2 separate regions of the Homo sapiens genome follow, and region 1 is linked to region 2. A link is a contact called in ENCODE Hi-C data. All regions are on one chromosome and are shown on one strand. The core of a region is the stretch at or near the end of the contact, and the rest is flanking DNA. Distances in the headings are between cores, read along the strand shown.

Region 1 (4,264 bases), core at 1,364-3,863, 3.1 Mb before region 2:
AAAGAGAAGGGGGAAGAGAGGAGAGAAGAGCTGTGGCCCTTTAGGAAGCCTAGACCTAGGAGCTCCCTGTGACAACCTCTTTGGGGCTCTGCAGCTCCTGGCATCTCCAAGCTTCCAGGTGCCACTGCATTCCCTGGTGCCAGCTGTGGAAGCTGCTTGCAGTACACCTGGACCAGCCACAGCCTTGCAAGGGGCCAGCCCCTAGAGCTGCCCGCCCTCCTGCAGCTGGCATGCCGGGCTGTATACAGTGGCCGGACCCCATGCTTGCTCGCTCACACACCCCTCGCTGCTCCGCACCTGGCTTGCACTTGGCAGGTGTGGGATCCAGGCCGTAGTATGAGCAGAGTGCAGCCTGCTGGGACTGGTGGGCAGAATGAGCCCGACCAAAATTCGGGCAGAGGTGCCATTTTTCCAGCTGGAAAAGTGACACTCCAAGGATCCTGTGACAATGGCTCCACTGAAAAATGATTTCGAATAACTGTAATAATAGGTAAGGTCATTGTGAACGCATGTTAATCTTCAGTAGTCTAGTTTGATTTCTTTCAAACATTGCTTCTACTTAGCAACGCAATTGAAAAATAAATCTCCAATTTATAGGGGAAAAAAAACCTCCATAGATTGGAATAAAGGCCCTCTACTGTCTAGATCTCACCTGTGTTTCTAGATCTTGTACTATTCTACATGCACCTGTTGCTCCAACCTAGCTGAACTTCACTGTTCCTCAGGAAGCCCTCAGCAATGCTGTCTTAACTTCCTTTCTTCACATTTTCAATGTCGGGAAGATCTTTTCACTAGCAGCTTCCCCTTCCTTTACCCATATCCAAATCCTACCAGTCCTTTAAGACAGTGTTTCTTAAAACTGAATAATGAACAGACTCCTAAAATAAATTCTTATGATCCTAGAGAATGTTTTCAGTAGGCTGGGGTCCACAGACCAGTTTGAAAAGCACAAATATAAAGAACTAAAGAGCAATTGTATAAAATTATGCAAATGATCAAGTTGAAAGACAAATTTCATCTTTATAACTGGTAAAATAACTCGTATTTTGCCATAGAACTCTGATTCTTATCTTCAGATCTATGATCCGTTTAAGAAACACTAAGGCAAAGCTGAAACCTTGGAAAATGTTCCTGCATCACCCCAAGGTAATACATTTTTATTTTTTCTGATTTGGTGTCTAACAACTTTCTGCCTTGGAGTAGCTAGTAATATGTAGCATTTTCCTAGAAAACATAAGCTCTTTGAAGACAGGGACCACATTTTATTTATTTTTTATATGCACCACACCTAATACACAGTACATCCTCAGCAAGTACTGGCTGTAAAGCCTATATTCCATGCTCTTATTTTGTAGTCCAAATCACTTTAAAAATCACACTTCTTCTATTGTTCATACTCATAGAAGAGCATATTACTCAAATAGCTCTGCTATAAATTAACAGTAAGTTTCAGAAGTTATACCAAGTCACGAGACTCAGATTTTTAAAAAGTGCCACAAAGTGTCTCTTCTGTGTCAATGTTAATAGAACCCTTTCTTTAAATGATCAGTAGGCAAATTAAGAATTTCCGGATAAAGAACAAACTCTGGAAAAACAAAGCTAGTGGGAGAGGCCCTGTAAATACCTACCTAGTCTTACAAGGGCTGTCTCTAACTCAGCTTGTATTTTAGGCAGCGTCTTCAGTTTTTCAACTAATGTGTTTGAGAAAACTGTTTTCCTCGGACATGCAGGCGTGGACTCCTTACTTCAGGTAAGGTGACAGCAGCTTGACAGAGAGTGCCTTCCCTCCCACGGCATTTGGGACGAGGCTGAAGGAAAGACACAGGCGGGGTTACGGGAAACCCATTCTCTGCGCCATCTGGGCAAGCTGAAGTCAGTTTTTCCGCTTTCTCACGAGGTAATGGATTATCATGGGCTCAGGTCCCCTTCAGCTCTGAAACAGGTATTCTATGGCTCTAAGTAAACACGGCAAGAGACAGGTTATTTCTTTGGTAAGATCAGTTGTATTTCCCAGAGAATAAAACGGGCAACAAACCATTTATCGATATGTGAGTCTTCCCCCTAGGCCCTAGCTATTTGGGGTTGGATAAAGAAAAAGAGGGTTTGCTTCCTTTTTGGCGGGTCCTCCAATGACAGGGCTCCTGGCCCGCTGCGGGTCCAACTCCCACCTCTCGTGGCTCCCCCGAGGCCGAGCGAGGCTCCGTGCGAGGACAGCCCCTCAACCGCACTCCCCAGAGGGAGCGCTGGGACTCGCGGAGGAGATTAGTCCCCGGTCATAAACAACCTCTCACTTCCCCTCCCCCGCCCGCGCCCGCTCGCGCCGGGGCGGCGCGCCGGGGCGGCCCTCCGAGGCCCAGGAACCTCCTCCGGCGCCCGCGAGGCCCCGAGTCCTCCTCCGGAGGGCGGCTGCGGGCCTGCCCTCTTCTCCTAACCAGGTGTTTGTCCACTTTACTCAACCCTTCTTACTCGTCCACGCTACGGCCACCTCACAGGGGCGGCTGACGCCAGCCCCTTTTTCCCTCCCCTCGACCCCTATCACCTCCAACAGCCAAGGAGAGGCCGGCGGCCCTGACGCGCAGGCTCACCGCCGCGGCCGCCCCGCGCGCGCGGACGCGGCCCCCGCCCCCACCTCGCGGTCCTTCCGCAGTCCGGCCCCGCCCCTTCCCGAAGCCCGCCTCCGGGTCGGCCCGCCCGCCCGCTCGCGCGCACCCGACGCCCCGCCTCTGCGCGTGCTCAATAACTGTCCCCGGAGCCGGCCTACAAGCTTCCCCCGCCCCTGAGCTGTTTAAATATGCTAATGAAAGGATAGGGCCTGACCAGTAGAACGGCGAGGCGGTGTATCACGTGGCTCGGGGACGTGTCAGGGGCGGAGCCTCCGCAGCCCCTGCCCGAGTTAAAACCGGAGTGTGAGAGAGAAAAGCGCTTCAGTAGCGAGAGGGGCTGAGAAAGTGGTGACACCGCCGGGGTGCGGAGGGAGTCCCTGAAACTTCTCCCAACAGCCCCAGGGCCAATCTTCCCTCAGCCCACTCCCCTCTTCGCCAGCTCCCAGGTCCCCACTCCTGTACCGGGGGTGGGGTGGGGAGCCAGGCCCGTCTCCCGCTGGGACACACACAGGGGCCGGGAGCGGGGACGGGACCCCCGAGGCGGGGGGGACGAACCGACAGACAGACGGCTGGGCGCCCGCCCCAGCGGGCAGGCAGGCAGGAGGAGGCGGAGGCGGGGGTACGACGGGGAGCACTGGGTCTGGGGAGTTTCCTCTCAACTATCGGGGGAGAAACTCCCCGCAGCCGGAGGAAAGACCCAGACAGTGTTTTCCTCCCGGGGGCCGTGCTCCCCCGCCCCGCGTAGCGGCGGTCGCCGCCACCGGCGCCTCCACCTCTACCATCTCCTCTTTCTCCACCACCTCGGGCCCCGGTGTCCCCGGCCAGCACTATGCCCATCTTACTGTTCCTGATAGACACGTCTGCCTCTATGAACCAGCGCAGCCATCTGGGCACCACCTACCTGGACACGGCCAAAGGCGCGGTAGAGACCTTCATGAAGGTACCGACTGACCGAGCCCGGGCGGCGACCCCGGCCCGGCGGCCCGCGGGCGGCAGGGTGGGGGAGGGCGGCCGGGGCGGGGGTGTCGGGGACCTGACTGCGGGAGCTGCCGGGCTCGGGGACCCCCTCCCCCACCGCGCGGGCGGGCGGGCGCTGCGAGCCGGGTTCGGCCGGGGCCCGGGCTCCGGCCCCGGGCGGTGTGTGGGGAGCGATCTGTGTGTGGGGGACGGCGTGGAGGGGTGGCCGCTGCGTGTGCGGTACTGTGGGGGCGGCGGGGCCGCTGGGCGCCCCTTCTCCGCCTCGTAACCTCGCCTCTGTGCTTCCCTGTCGCCCGCCCTGTTCCTCCTCCCGTCCCGCAGCTCCGTGCCCGGGACCCTGCCAGCAGAGGAGACAGGTATATGCTGGTCACTTTCGAAGAGCCGCCCTATGCTATCAAGGTAACAGCCCTCGCCCTCCCCCTTTCCTCCCTTCCCTTCCCTGTTCCTTCCTCGCTCGCCCTCCCCGCCCCCCCATTCACCCTTCATTATGCTCCCCTCCCCCACCCGCTGCGCTCCCAGCCGCTGAGGTCTCTTCCCTGCGGGCTCCCACCCCCTCCCCCGCTCGGCAGCGTCCTAGCGCGGCGCGGAGTCGCGGGGCCACCGCCGTCCCCTCCCGGCCCGGCCCGGCAGCGGCGGCGGCGGCGGCGGCGGCGGCGCTGCTATCAACATGGCCGACATTTCCC
Region 2 (4,326 bases), core at 622-3,121:
AAAATGAGTTAAAAAATGAAAGAAACAGTCCTCTTTTTTCCAAGCAGTGGCCACAACGTCAATATTCCTGGTTACCCTACATTAGAGTATGCTTCCAAAGCTGTGTGCATAACATGGAATTCTTTAGAGTAGCCATTACTGCATTTTCCCAAGGGAAATTTGCAAGAATTGGATACATCAGAATTTAATCAGAAACTAAAGCCATGTCTTTTCCCAGAACATGCCCCAGACGTGGTTTTTAATTTTTTGTTGTTGTTATTTTGGTTTTTTAACGAATATGGTTTTTAACTGACCTATAAGACAGTCCATTTAAATATATAAATTTTTAATAGCCTTCCAGGGGCCATTTCCTAAATCCCACTTCAATCTTTTCTGCCGTGAATTGTTAGTGTATACCGAGTGGAAAGAAATGGGTGAGGGTGAAAGGATTTGGTGATAGACAAGAATGGGAGAGAAAATAGTGAAAAACAGAAACAAGTCCCATTCCCTCTGCAATGAACTTGTCTCAAAGTAGAACCAGTGCTGACAATAATGACAATTACACTCTTTCAATCATAGCTATTTAACCATAAAGTAGAAAAATCAAGAAAAGTAAGATGTTGTAATACAATAAATACTTCCCTTCAAGATCTAGTGCATTCGTATGGACTTGCTTAAATTTAGATTCCACTTAATAAGGGAAAACGAAAATTTCCATTTGCGCACAGAACCACTAATTTTGTGCCAAAAACAAAGGCAAAAAGAGGGGACACCAAGATCCTTGCTGGTTCAAAGTCAAAAGGCAAAATGGAAGAAATAATGAGACAAGCCGAAGCCGACTAACACGCAAGAAGAGTTCATCAAACAGGAAAAAAAAAAGTTTAGAAACTTTCAAGCACTTCTGGTAAATGTCTCATGAAAGTTTTGCCCATGTTTCAGTTCCTCTAAAGAGTTACGCTCCATCAATCACTACAGATGGCTTTGAGTCCCCAAGGCCTCGATGCATTATTGTTCTAAGGAAACGCCGCAAAGCTCCTGAGCCGAGTATCCTGTGGGCAATGGACACTCAGGACCCTGCGCTTCTTGTCCAAGGCTTTCTGGTCGGCCTCTCCCACAAATGGACTTCAGATGCAGTGCACGCCCGGAAGAAAATACTTCCCAACTGTTGCATCGCGTGAACCAAAACAGAAAGTCAGACGACCACCGGAGTACTCCAATTCTCCGGTGAAAAACTCTCCCACAGACACCATTTTTGTATTTTTATTTTTCATTTTTTGCGTCTGATGGACGCTCGCAACGACCCTCTGCCTCCGAGCCTCACAAGAGGGAACTGCACCTGTCACTTCGCTCAGGACCCTAGCCCCACCCGCCCGACACCTGTCAAGTTGAAGCCGAGACCCCTCGCCCAAGAACCCAGAATCCTGTCACCATTCTGCAGACGCTCCGCCGTGGCGGGGGGCAGGGAGGGCGCCTCCTCCCGCCGGGACCCGGCCCCTGGCGAGGACGGATCCCCGCCGAGCCGCCTTGGCGCCCGCCCTACGCACACCCGGGGCGCCCTTCCCGCGTGAGGCGACGGCGGCTCTGCTCGCTCACCTGACGAGAGGCAGGTCCTCCGGGCCGCTGTCCTGCTCTGGGTCCTCCTCAGGAGGGGGCGGCGGCGGCGGTGCCGGGGGTTCCGCGGCGGCAGCGGCGGCGGTGGCGGCCGTTTTTCGGGGGGTTTTGGGCGGCATGACGCCTTTCCGCGGCGGGAGCCAGCGAGCTGTGGAGGAGCGCCGGGGAGGACGACGCGCGCGCACGTCGGGGCACGCCCCGTCCTCTCCCGACTCCCGTTACAAAAATAATTTCAACGTCCCCTGAGAAAAACCGGACGCGCCCTCCCCCGCCCGGCAACTGAGCGCCGCGTCCAACCGCGGGAAAACGTCACTTCCGCCCGCGGCGTCACGTCCGCGAGGCTCCCGGGCCCGCCGGCGTCTGTGGGGAACTGGGGCGCTGGTCGGTGCGCGGGCTGGGACGCTAAGTCATGAGGAATTAAACTGGGAAACCTGGCGTGGGTCCAGGCGCCTTCCAGGAGGCATCCGGCGCGGCCCGGACGTGCTTCTACCCAGAACCACCCCCTCCAGGCCGGGGTGCACTTAACGGGGCTATACAAAGAGTCTGGTGGGTGACTGTGGGCCTCATCCCTATCCCGGGGTCTGATAGGGAAGACTCTCGGGCCCCGCAGGGAATATCTGGCTAGTGCACCCTCGGCGGGAGCGCCACTCTCCCTCCTTGGGCGGCGCCCCCCACCTCTCATCCCGCCCAATCCGTTTTGCAAAGTCGGCCAAAACAAAAACAAACTTGGAGCGCTGATAGGTGCGGAACTTTACCAGTCACTTAGAAGATAGAAAATGTTAGACACTTGCTGGCCTTTTGGGATCACTGGTTAGGGAAAGGAAGGGAGGGAGCTGTGGGGAATGAACGGATAGTAGTGTAATAAAGGATTGTAGTGGTGTAAGAACGGGAAGCACCGTGGAAACGTCTGAGGAAGATTTTCAGGGGAGCAGTAGCTGCTGAATAGAAGTCTGTCAGGCAGGCCTGACATTTACTATGTACCAGGAACTGTGCTGGCCACCTTACATAATTGTCTTATTTAATCCCCAGAAACAGCCTTTTTTTTCTTTTTCTTTCTTTCTTTTCTTTTTTTTTTTTTTTTTTTACTTTAAGTTCCGGGATACAAGTGCAGAACGTGTAGGTTTGTTACATAGGCATACGTATGCCATGGAGGTTTGCTGCACCTATCAACCCGTCATCTAGGTTTTAAGCCTTGCATGCATTAGCTAAGAAACAACGCTTTCCAATGGGTAGTATTAGCTAGTCTACGTTGCAGATGAGGAAACAGGCTCAGAGGAGTTAATTTGTCCAATACCAGGGCCGATGGGTAGCAGAGAATTTGAACTCAATTCTATTTGATTCCACTTGTCCATTATATTATGTTTGATGAAGAAAACAGTGACAGAGAAGGAGCATGTGCAAAGGCACAAAGACATCAGAAAAGAGCTTGCTGGGACTACCACCATCAAACATTGGCTTAAAGCTGTTATCACTTCTGTGTCTCGGTATTTGTACCAATAGATTATCTAGTTTGAATACATTTTTTTTTCTCTTTGGCAGACACTGTTATTGCCCATCTGAACTCGTCAACTGAGAAGGAAAGAGATGGTTTATGCTGTGAATAAAATACAGTTGTGCTGTGATGTAAATCCCCTCATCCTGGAGCAGCTGAGCAAGGTCTAAGGCAGGAAGAACCTTCAAGCAGGTCATGGCTGTAAGCCTCCTGAGTTTATCCCAGCAAGTTGTATAAGGGATTATCTTTTTATCTGCATATTATGACATATGTGAGGATGTGTAAAGGTTTGGCAAGCACTGGCCTACTCAACAGCCAGTCCTACCTAACTTCAGAAATCTTTCTTGTGGGCAAATGTCAGGAGATAGGGCCCAGGCCCAGGTCCAGCTACAAAGAATGAATACAATTAAAGTGCTACTTCCATTCACCTCACCCCAGATTAGTTTAGGCAAGAGCTCAGGATGCAGTTTTGACATTTGAAAGATAAGGAGTAGTCTGCTGGGAGCCTGATAAATTGAAACAGGGATGGCACAGTTCTAAATATTATTAAATAATAGTAATAATATTAAGTATTACTGAGGATGTGACACTTCTGATTGCTGCAGCCATTGTAACGTGAGGCAAGCCAACCTACAGAGAAGGTAGAAATGCTGATATTGGTGCAGGAGGAATTTCAAAAGAATCTGGATCCTCAGTGTTATAAATGAGCCTCTGATTTGGCCAGCCCTGGAGCTGACCTAAGCTGAGCTGAGGTTTTCACTTGTTTGCAACAGAAAGCATCATGACTGATAATGTTTCTCCTGTGCTTATCTTCAGGATAGAGACCAAATCTTGGGTATCATCATTGCCTTAGTACCTAGCACAGTGTTACACACACAGTAAATGCTTGCTTACTAAAAGTAGGGATGGCAGGAAAGTGAAGGAAAGTTCTAGGAACTGAAGTAAACTCTCTTCATACGTAGATATCACTTGCTTTATTTAAAACCAGTTTATCAACATCTAGATTACATTTATGTAATCTAGATTTATTTATTACCATATTACAATTATGATAAAGAGATTTCTCAATTTACAAAAGAATATATGTCTTGACCATGGATTAATTTAACTATGTTCACTAGTATGTAAAATATATTTTCCTGCAGCCATAAAAAGGAATGAGATCATGTCCTTTGCAGGAACATGGATGGAGCCAGAAGCCTTTATCCTCAGCAAACTAACGCAGGAACAGAAAACCAAACACT

What was found. Hi-C counts contacts between places; a loop is a spot of excess contacts on that map. Pooled maps may share reads with other maps.
Region 1: a map of CD8-positive, alpha-beta T cell shows a loop between it and region 2 (6-fold over the local background). The contact joins the promoter of INTS6-AS1 here to the promoter of RB1 in region 2. A Hi-C loop is called at or near these places in 2 of 168 maps with a recorded cell type or tissue (CD8-positive, alpha-beta T cell and naive thymus-derived CD4-positive, alpha-beta T cell) and 8 of 50 pooled maps.

The regions. Positions count from the first base shown.
Region 1 is chr13:51,451,694-51,455,957 of GRCh38, reverse strand. It overlaps INTS6-AS1 (INTS6 antisense RNA 1), which reads right to left and starts at 2,613. Exons shown (of 2, transcript NR_103812.1): 1 at 2,540-2,613; 2 at 1,242-1,955. It overlaps INTS6 (integrator complex subunit 6), which reads left to right and starts at 2,922. Exons shown (of 18, transcript NM_012141.3): 1 at 2,922-3,543; 2 at 3,903-3,980. The coding sequence starts at 3,433. RefSeq lists silencers at 2,157-2,476, 2,567-2,766, 2,997-3,256, 3,497-3,766, 3,777-3,896 and 2 more and an enhancer at 2,887-2,936.
Region 2 is chr13:48,301,296-48,305,621 of GRCh38, reverse strand. RB1 (RB transcriptional corepressor 1) reads right to left here and starts at 1,871. Exons shown (of 27, transcript NM_000321.3): 1 at 1,573-1,871. The coding sequence starts at 1,709. It overlaps RB1-DT (RB1 divergent transcript), which reads left to right and starts at 1,920. Exons shown (of 3, transcript NR_046414.2): 1 at 1,920-2,331; 2 at 3,130-3,283. RefSeq lists enhancers at 860-929, 1,170-1,219, 1,294-2,017, 2,018-2,743 and a silencer at 1,430-1,719.